Linked DNA regions of Homo sapiens: region 2 is linked to region 1. The links are chromatin loops, found by intact Hi-C in ENCODE. Cell type or tissue: CD4-positive, alpha-beta T cell. All regions are shown on one strand. Each heading gives the region's core, and the rest is flanking DNA. Links, peaks and the distances in the headings are about the cores only.

Region 1 (5,389 bases), core at 272-5,271:
TATGCTGAGAATTTCCTGGTCAATGGATTCAAGTAGAATTTATATTTTTTATTACAAATGGGTAAATTGGCACTTAGCTCTACTTACCTCATTTCTGACCATCTTTTTTGCTTTCTTTCCCTCCCATTAGATAAAGTAGCTTCTTTCTTTCTCTGAACTCTGTGTTCTACGGTACCCAGATATTGGACGTATAGATCTGTTTCAGCACAGGCTCCATATAATCTTCCTCTTCCTTTTCCTTTGGAGGCAAGGGCTGGGCTGCAGCATGGCCAACATCATGTTTACCCCAAAAGGAGCCACAGTGGTTCTAAAGGTCTAGGTCTGATTACCTGGACCCACAGAGGCTCTGCCTTTTCCAGTGACTGTTTAGCGGGGTCAGATGGGGTGTTAGTGCCCCATGGGGTGGATTTTGATCAAGGAGACTGAAGGAAGAAAGGAACTGGTCGATAAATTGCTTTTCCTTCCTCTCTTTCCAATACAACCAGATGGTTCAGAGAAGCAATGATTCCACATATCCTTTCATGCATTCATAGTCTTGTAACTTTTCATGCATTTGTTAACTACTAAGTAAACGTGGAATTAGGGAATTTGTTTGTTTTGAGTTTTGACCAACAAATAAATAATGGCCTTATTTCAGAATAATCCTGACAAACTGGGGCATGTTTTGCTGAGGCATAACTCTTCCTGTCCCATGCTTTGAGACAGATTAGTGGAGTCACTTAGCTAGAGAATGACAGCACACTGCCTACAGCAAAGCCAGTTTGGATAAATTATGCTATGGGTGGGATTTTTAAAATACTTATAAAAGAAGATTTGTATTTTTTGTTTGTTTGTTTTTGTTTTGTTTTATTTTGTTTTGTTTTTATTGATACACAGTGAGGACAGAAACTCTGTTTGAAATTATAATGGCCTGTAAATATATATATGTAAACCTAGGGGTGAACTGCCTGTGCTATCATCCCTTTTACAACTATACAATCTAAATTAAAAGTTGAATTTATCACATCACACAACTAATAAAATTTAAATAAACCATATTAATTTTATATAGAAAATAAGTTTTTGCTGAAGCTATACTAGTGCTCACCATTGATATTACGTATACAAATATGATAGTGTACCATATGATGATTTGATTATCTCACTGTTTTCTCTGTTTAAATAATTTTAAGACCTTTTATCATATATTAATTCTGCCTCTGTATTTTTCCATTAACCCAAAATAATTGAAGTAGAACATTCCTACAAAACATAGTAGTTTTCAGGATAGGACATCCAACTCTTATGTAAGTAATTTAAGTCAAAATTCAATAATGTCATAGTTCAGTGCTTTTTAAAAGCAAAAGTCTAGGTTTTTTTTCCCTCATAACTGTTTAAGGAAGTCAATGTTTGCCCAATAGCAGGTGCTAAAAGTTTTCATTTGTGGCATTAGAGGGGGCTAACAAGAGCAAAGCAATGTGCTTACCAGCATATTAAAATGTAAATGCTGGTGCTTCATGATCCTTTTGTGCAACGTGGTCACCTAAACACAAGGGTAAACATGCACATTAAAATAAAGTAATGCTCAATCATAAGATGGTCATCTAGCAATGAGACAAAGACAAAAGGAGAAGGAAAAAAATGGGAGAGGTGGGGGATGGACAACATTAAATCCTGTAGAATATGTGACCTCCAAGATGTCTCCCCTCCAGGCTGTGCCCCAGCTGCAAGGTAGAGGATGGGTAATCCACATTGAGTACGGAAGAGAATGGGCCAGGGAGTACAGGGTCTGGGTACCAGAGCTGAGAAAGCTGAGACCCACATGTGCACCTTGGTGACTTCACCATGTGACTCCACATGCCATATGGGACAGGTCATATGGGAAACCCCAATGGTGCCTTTGCTGCAAATCTGGAAAAGACATGGTCATAGGGCACCTCCAGTGTCCTGCCCCTGCTTGGCCCAGTTTTATTTGCTGGTGTTTTGCCACCAGAAATAGCCCTTGCATTGTCCTAATCTGTATTTGTGAATTGTGCTGGTTTCCTGGAGATTGTCACCACCTGCCAAAGGTGGGTGCATTAAAAGGCACCACTGGTTCTTGGGCTTCGTGGTGTCTCATGAGTTCAAGCATACCTCTGGCCCAGGCCACTGTCACTGTCTGTTAGTTGAAGAAAAAGCAGTTCTCAGCTGCAAGCAAGGACCACCTTTTGTAACTGTCACTGTCCTGGCCTTGAGAAAAGAGTCCACCCTCCTTGGGGCACCCCACGGATGACACAGTCAGTACTAGAGGTTCCAGAGAGGGTGGGTGAAGCTGTTGATCTCTTCATAATTGGCACAGACTATTTTGGATATTTCTAGGTGGGCAGTTTCTTTGCATGTTTCAGGAGAGGTTAATTGATTTTGGGGTTGCATGGCAGGCCTTTAGTTTGGGTCTTATTTTAGTGGTTGTTTGGGGCCCCCAGGGAGAGAGATGGGCAGTGGATGGGGCTTTTCTATGTGCTCCTGTGTGCTTTTGTTTTCATTTCGCGTTCTTCCCCCTCCACAAGCCAAAGTCGTTTCCTGTGGTTTCCACTGTGTGGACAGTGCTCAAGCACAGTGCTTGCCAGAAGGATTAGGGGCTGGGTAAGCCCCAGGTCACAGACAGATGAAGCAGATAAACTGTTCTTCTGGTTCCTGTCCAACCTCAGAGGGGCAAAAACCCTCCCCAGGAAGGAGAAGAGTGTTCAAAAGCCAGACTTTTGGAGAAGAGGCAGCTGGGCATTGCTGAAAGCCTTCATTATGAACTGTGGAGAAGCAGCCCTTGCCCCTACTGTGGGCTGAGGGGACCACAGCTGGGTACCCTGGGTCAGACTGAAGCCAACAATGCCAGCTGCCCCTTTTGGCCTGCTGGCAATGCCACGGGTGCCAGAGAAGATGGAGGATCCCTGTGCCAGGAGCCCACTTGGACTTCGCAAGGGGCAGTACCCGGGTGAAGAGGGAAGAAAGAATATAAAGTTCCCTGTAGGTCCTCTGTCAAAAAAAGTAAAAATAAAAATTAGATGGCCATCCATATGATAGAGAACATGCTACTCTTATTAATTTTAAATATAATTGGAATGAAAATTCATACTCTTAAAAAGAATCTTGTAATAAACTCAAGGACACAAAACACTCCTGGAAACATGACGTCCACCACTGGGGAGACATGCTCTAGGGCAGTGGTTCTTAATTTATTTGTCATCTCTTTGTAAATCAAGTTAAAAAAAAAAAAAAACATTGGTTTTATCCCAGCAAAGTTTACATGTGTGCACAAACAATATTTTGAATATCGTTTCAGTAAGTTTATGAATGTCCTGATGGCAATCCAAGGACTAGCATAATTACATTATTTCATTGAATTCTTCCAATTATCTTGGTAAGTAGTATCCTGTAGAGAAATCTCAGAGTAGCATAATTATGCTCCCTTTTGTATGTTAATTGCTTTTTCTCCAAGATTTCCTTAGGATACTTTTTTCTTAATCTTCAAATATCAGTAACTTTACCAGTTACTTTCCCTAGGAAACAGCCTAATTTGCTCTTCAGAGTCAAACAAGACTTTTATTTCAAAAACACTTTCTTCTATTAAATCTTTGAATGCATTTTTCCATCTTTTCTGTTCTTTTCTTTCATCTGAATTCCATATCTAATGATCTTTTTATAATTTTATATCTCATTCATTTTAATTCTCATTTTGTGTAATTTTTTTGAAGTTTCACTTCCATGTCACTGATTGTGGCATCAAATACTGTTTATTCTGTTTATGATTGCATCCAATGTGACACTTATTTTTGTAAATATTTAATTTCTAATTTATTTTTATTTCTCATATTTCTCTTCATTGATGACTTTTCTTCATCTTCTGCTTCACATCTTTTTTAAACAAGACTGTGATACCTGTATGCTTTTTGAAATTATAGACAAATTTCTTTTCACCTCTTAGCTTTTAAGTCATCCTTGTTATAATACATGCTATTCATTTGCTTTTGAATTATGTTTTTCCTTTCTTGATTTTGTAATTTCTACTCATTGGTCAAATCGTTTTTCATTGATTCTTTATCTTTGTTTTGAAATTGGACCAGCTGTTGATGAATTTAAAGAGCACCCTTACTAGTGCTGGCCTTCCTAAGAATAAATTTTTTATCTTTCTTACTATTAGTAAGACTCTCTGTTACTCATGATCTAACATAATTTCTAATTGATGCATGTTCAATTGATAATGGAGATGTGACACTTGTGAATGTTTGTATACCAGATATCATTGTGTTATCATTCATAAAACAGAAACTGTAAGAAATGCAAGAAAAAATAGAGAAAATTACATTAGTATTAATATTAGTAAGTCTTGGTTTACTTGTCCTCATTCATATTACATCAACTATACAGAATTATACAAATATATTGACTAAAATAAATGCCATACTTCAATGAGGTAAAACTAATTGTAATATTTTGAACTCAAATTAACTGATCGAAAAAGTAAGCCAGGAGGGGTGGCTCATGCCTGTAATTCTAGCACTTTGGGTGGCTGAGGCAGGAGGATAGCTTGAGGCCAGAAGTTTAATACCAACCTAGGCAACAAAATGAGGCCCTGTCTCTACAAAAAATAAAAAATCAACCAGGCATGGTGGTGTACACCTATACCCGCAGCCCCTCAGGAAGCTGAGGCAGGAGGATCACTTGAGTCAGGGAAGTCGAGGCTGCAGTGAGCTGTGATTGTGCCACTGTACTCCAGTCTGGGCAACAGAGCGAGACCCTGCCTCAAAAAAACAGCAACAAAAAAACAAAACAAAACAAAACAAAAAACGCAAAAAATATTTTGGCAAGACCATAGAAGACGTAAATAATGTGATTCATTAGCTTGGCTTTGCAGTAACGAAAATGGTGAATTAAAATTTACCAAAATTCTTTTGAATTTGTCTATTGCTTCCATTTATTCTGTCACTTTTTGCTTTGTAGACTTGAGGAGTATGTTATTAGACATGTACAAGTCCAGAATTGTCATGTCTTTTTGATGGATTAACACTTACATCATTACAAAATATCTCTCTTTCTAGGAATGGTTTTGCCCTAAAGTTTACTTTGTCTGATATTAGTCCAGCTACACCAGATTTCTTGTGGTAAGTTGTTGTATCACTATTTCTGTGCTCTTTAAACATTTTTGCATACGTATATCTAAAGTGTGTATCTTACAAACAGAATATATTTGAGTTCTGTTTTTTGTCCAGTCTGGTAATTGCTGGAATATTCAAACCATTAACATTTAATGTGATTACTTACATATTTGTATTTAAATCTGCCATCATACTTGCTTTTCTACATGTTTCATATACTTCATGTTTTTTCTCTCCTTTCTTGCTTTCTTTGCATTGATTAAATATTCTTTTATTGTTCT
Region 2 (5,389 bases), core at 201-5,200, 1.0 Mb before region 1:
GTATGAAGTAAGTTGATTGGGAAAGCCTAAATTAAATGTCTAACTCAATCATTTCTAGTCTCAAACTCACTATTTCCTGTATCTTCCCCAGCATCTACTACTAAACTATTCAACCCAGATTTACTGAAATAAATCAGGAACCAAACAAACTCACCAGTAATATAGCTCAGTATCATTTGGCAAAGTCATATTTCCTGACTTAAAACATCAGTTATGTAAAGAAAAACACAACCATGGAGTCACAACTGCAAAAACAACACTTTTGCCTGACCTTGCTACCAGAGCCAGGGGAGACTACAAGAAGGCCTTTCTTTCAAAGGCTACTATACTTCCCTCAGTGATATGCATAAAGAGAAACATTCATGTGCATCAATAAGAACAATGGTAAAATTGAGTTGTATTTTATACGAAGTTGACCACCAATCACCTTAATGGCTAAGAACAGGTACAAAGGAGAATCAAGAGTACAACATGACATTCCAGCTACAAAGAGAAACAGCTATTCTTGGAGGGATGTGGGAAGGCTAACTTTTAAAACTCTCCCAGTAAACATTCTAAGATTGCCCGAAATATTCAATATCTATGTGCTCACTAACATCCTGGTGAAATACCCTAACATCCTGGTGAAATACCAGTGACTACAGCACTCCAGGACAAGGGTAACAATTTTCCAGAAGGGATGGCACTATTTCAATGGCTTAGAACAGTGGTACCTAACCTTTTTGGCATCAGGGACCGGTTTTGTGGAAGACAATTTTTCCATGGACGATGGGGACCGGGGTGGGGGTAGGGGGTTCGGGATGAGACTGTTCCATCTCAGATCATCAGGCATTAGATTCTCATAAGGAACATGCAACCTAGTTCCCGCGCATGTGCAGTTCACAATAGGGTTTGTGCTTCTATGAGAATCTAATGCTGCCACTGATCTTACAGGAGGCAGAGCTCAGGCAGTAATGCTGGCTGGCCTGCTGCTCACCTCCTGTTGTGCGGCCTGGTTTCTAACAGGTCATGAACCGGTACTGGTCAGCGGCCCAAGGGTTGGGGACCCCTGGCTTAGAACACACTAAACAGTCCCAGCACTTTGGGAGGCTGAAGGAGGCAGATCACCTGAGGTCAGGAGTTCAAGATCAGCCTGGCCAACATGGTGAAACCCCGTCTCTGCTAAAAAATACAAAAATTAGAAAAATTAGCCAGGCGTGGTGGCCTGTAATCCCAGCTACTCAGGATGCTGAAGCAGGGAGAATTGCTTGAACCTGAGAGGCAGAGGTTGCAGTGAGCTGAGATTGTGCCACTGCACTCCAGCCTGGGCGACAGAACAAGACTCTGTCAAACAAACAAACAAACAAACATTCCAAACAGCTCACATGAATCCCTAAACTTGGCAGTCACAAGGTGGGTTTTCTCTTGAGGAAGTAAAAAGGCAGTAAGAATTGGGAAAAATGAAGATTACAATACATGATTAAGTTAGATTACACTAGAGTACAGAAAAACCAAGGACACACCAGCACACAATCAGTGAGAAAAGGTCATGGAATTGTTAAACAGGCTACCACCACTACCTAACAGAAAAGGAAAGGGTAGAGTAGTATGTTATTTTCATTTACAAGTCTCTACTCATTGAATTAATAATTTGATATGAGAGAGAAGAATGGATCTGTAGAAATAGGAGGGTCAGGTGTAAAGGCAAACACAAGCGTTTACCTAATGATTTTAGCTGTTCACAGTTCAGAATTAAAGGAAAGAAAACAGCACGAATGCTTTATCTTGAGTAGGGATTGGCAAGCTTTTTGTGTAAAAAGCTGGAGAAATGGTTAAGGCTGTATGGACCATTTGGTCTCTGTCATAACTAATCAACTCTGCCCCATAGCATAAAAGCAACCATAGATGATGCTTAAATAAATGACGGTGGCTGTGTTCCAAATAACTATTTACAAAAACAGGCAGTAGGATGATTTGGCCCATGGACCATAGTTTACTGACCCCTGATCTAGAGTTCCAAGACAGTGGTTCTCAATCTTTAGCGTGCCTCAGAATTCCCTTGGAGGGTTTGTTACAACAGAAATAGCTGTGCTCCAACCCCAGGGCTTCTAATTCTGTAGGGCCAGAGCAGGGCCTAAGAATCTGCATTTCTAATGAGTTTCCAGATGCTGCTACTGGTCAGAAGATCCACACTTTGAAAACCACTGATCTAAACCTCACTGACTAAACAGGATGTTCAATATCAGATGGAACAGGATGTGCCATCTGATTGGCCACAAACATTTGTCACTTGTAGTAAGTTCCACACATCAAAGCTCCAACAAAATTAAGCAATTTAAAAAGAAGCTGGGGAAAACAAAATACTCAGAAGTCTTTCTTTACTTTGACTTCAGTGTAAATTTATCATTGCCCCATTCATTCTCAAATCTCTTTATGCAATATTTTCACCTAACATGTTCTGAGCCCTATAAGGAGTTGAGAAGTATTAATGTCTATAAATCAAACAAGAAAATAAAATCACTTTTAAAGACAAAGGTAAATGATTCTTACAAAATCAAAGAAAAGTCAACAAAGCCCATGTTCTTGTTTTGTTTTTTTTTTTCTTAGTCTCGCTCTATCGCCCAGGCTGGAGTGCAATGGCATGATCTCGGCTCACTGCAAACTATGCCTCCCGGGTTCAAACTATTCTCCCGCCTCAGCCTCCCAAGTAGCTGGTATTACAGGCACACGCCACCATGGCCGGCTAATTTTATGACATTTTTAGTAGAGACGAGGTTTCACCATGTTGCCTGGGCTGGTCTTGAACTCCTGGCCTCAAATGATCCACCCACCTTGGCCTCCCAAAGTGCAGGGATTACAGGTGTGAGCCACCGTGCCCAGCCAAAGTACAAGTCCATTAGAAGTGTTTTAGTTTGGGCCAGGCACAGTGGCTCATGCCTGTAATCCCAGCACTTTGGGAGGCCGAGGCAGGCAGATCACCTGAGCTCAGGAGTTTGAGATCAGCCTGGCCAACATGGCAAAACCCTGTCTCTACTAAAAATACAAGACTAAGCCGGGCGTGGTGGTGCACATGTGTAGTCCCAGCTACTCGGGAGGCTGAGGCAGGAGAATTGCTTGAACCCAGGAGGCGGAGGTTGCAGTGAGCAGAGATCACACCATTGCACTCCAGCCTGGGTGACAGAGTGAGACTCCATCACAAAAAAAAAAAGTGTTTTATTTCAATAAAATTGAAATAATAATATACGTAAGGTAGTTTAAGACTTAAGAATTATGTAATTTTATGTGCATGAGAATCTCATGAGGTAGATAATATAGCCATTACTATCCTTCTTTTACAAGATGAAGAAACTGAAGAAAAACCAACTGGTGATATCACACAAATTACTTAAAATGTTTCCTTAAAATCCCTTTTTCCTAGTAACTCTTAAATTGCATTTTTCAAATCCAACTTACACATATCTTTTTAGGACCATGTTTATGGATGTGTCTTTATCGGGGAAAATATTGTTCTAGTAAGATCTTCAAGTCCATATTCATATTTGTGGGCCTAATTCTGAAGCCACCCAGGCAAGTCTAACTAAGAAACCTGAACTTTAATCAGATGGCAGTTTAAAGCCCACTCTACCATTAGAGCAAGTGGGTCACAGATTATGGAAGTATGATGATCCAGCAGTATAACAGAAATACTCAGCAATGGGAGAAATATTAATGTAGATAATCCAAAAAGTAGAGCAGCAAGTTTAGAATGCTCCCTCTCCAGATACCCACACTCCTTCTGCAATGATAATGAATAGATATTTTCATTTAAATACATATTTACACAGATTACTTTCACATCCATAAGAGCAAAATGTTTTGTTTTTTTTAAAGCTTTGCCTATAATATGTATGGTTGGTAAAGGTTTTTTCCATCTTTAGCATGCTGTTAAAAATGTTATGTATGTTGATTATGTGAAATACATTCTCACTTTAACCTGTGATTTTAATATTCTAGTAACAGTTCTCTTAAATTTATATGAAATGTAATTAAAGAAAGTCCTCAGTGAAAACAGCTTCTTGCTTGTTTTACAAGTATCTAATTATTCTACAACTGACAAAATTTTTAAAAAATTTATTAAAAAGATAGTCTCAAATTTAATGCCACACTATACTGCTAACAAAAACCCAGTTAAGAAGATACTAAGCCTAAGATGAGCACCAGCAGAGATTCCATATAAAGGCTGATGATTCTGCTTTTGAACTAATAACTCAGATGGAAGTCAGCAAAAATTTCTAACCTAAATAATGCAATATAAATAATACTGTCCAAGGATTTCTGAAACCAATCTAAGCAGTATTTCCATAGAAGTGATCTAAACAGACCAACCACTCAATTTCAACATGATCATTCTTACACCTGACAATGTAATAAGAACTAGAAGATGAAATACTGTTCTGTGGTTTTAGGTTATTTAGATTCAGTGCCCAGTAGTGTCAGAGACTACAACTTCAGAATCTTTCCACCTCATTTTGCTCACTGTTAAGATGTAGAAATTGCTGTTGTAATAAAATTTTGGGAAGTTACATAAAGGAACACTACAATATTCATAAATCCTATATATGGGTGTTTCTGAAATATATATTCTGGGATTTTCCTTTTTTCAGTCTTGAAATTTCACATTATGAACAATTAATTAATCTGTCAATTGTCTAAATGCAAACATAAGAAGTGTGATACAAAATTCCTTCTTTTAACAATCTTGGGAGTTTTTCACAACACTACGGAATTATAATCTAGAACAGACTTGGAAACAAATTATGAAAATCTGTAACTCAATACTGTATTTTCTATGTACATAAGAGGCAATGACAGTTTTTTTTTAACTTTTTTTATTATACTTTAAGTTCTGGGATACATGTGCAGAACGTACAGGTTTGTTACATAGGTATACATGTGCCATGGTGGTTTGCTGCACCCATCAACCCATCATCTACATTAGGTATTTCTCCTAATGTTATCCCTCCCCTTGCCCCCCAACCCCCAACAGGCCCCGGTGTGTGATGTTCCCCTCCCTGTGCCTATATGTTCTCATGGATGAAGCTGGAAACCATCATTCTCAGCAAACTAACACAGGAACAGAAAACCAAACACTGCATGTTCTTACTCATAAGTGGGAGTTGAACAATGAGAGCAATGACATTTTTAAAAGAATTTTTTTAAGACAGTGTCTTGCTCTGTTGCCTGGGTTGGAGTGCAGTGATTACAGCTCACTGGACAGTTTTTTTGTTTGTTTTCTGTTTTTTTTTTTTTTTTTTTTTTTTGAGACAGAGTTTTGCTCTTGTTGCCCCAGCTGGACTACAGTGGTGCAATCTTGGCTCGCTGCAACCTCCGCCTCCTGGGTTCAAGCAATTCTCCTGCCTCAGCCTCCCAA

Evidence for each region. A loop is a pair of places that touch in the nucleus more often than their neighbours do. Peaks named below come from ENCODE experiments on the same cell type or tissue, not always from the same donor. Only the 100,000 strongest peaks of a DNase experiment are listed, where the experiment ranks them.
Region 2: it touches region 1 in a loop (3.0-fold over the local background); 2 of 110 quality-filtered maps call a loop at or near these places.

The regions. Positions count from the first base shown.
Region 1 is chrX:42,931,989-42,937,377 of GRCh38, forward strand. LOC105373188 (a long non-coding RNA gene) reads left to right here. Exons shown (of 5, transcript XR_949037.3): 2 at 5,052-5,114. Among named protein-coding and RNA genes, the nearest start is that of PPP1R2C, 160 kb to the left of the region's middle. In CD4-positive, alpha-beta T cell, for the core only: no CTCF peak of the experiment used is centred there; a DNase peak (open chromatin) is centred at 2,583; H3K27ac peaks cover 350 bases.
Region 2 is chrX:41,907,046-41,912,434 of GRCh38, forward strand. The region is part of intron 1 of CASK (calcium/calmodulin dependent serine protein kinase); the gene reads right to left. Among named protein-coding and RNA genes, the nearest start is that of CASK, 14 kb to the right of the region's middle. In CD4-positive, alpha-beta T cell, for the core only: no CTCF peak of the experiment used is centred there; a DNase peak (open chromatin) is centred at 2,226.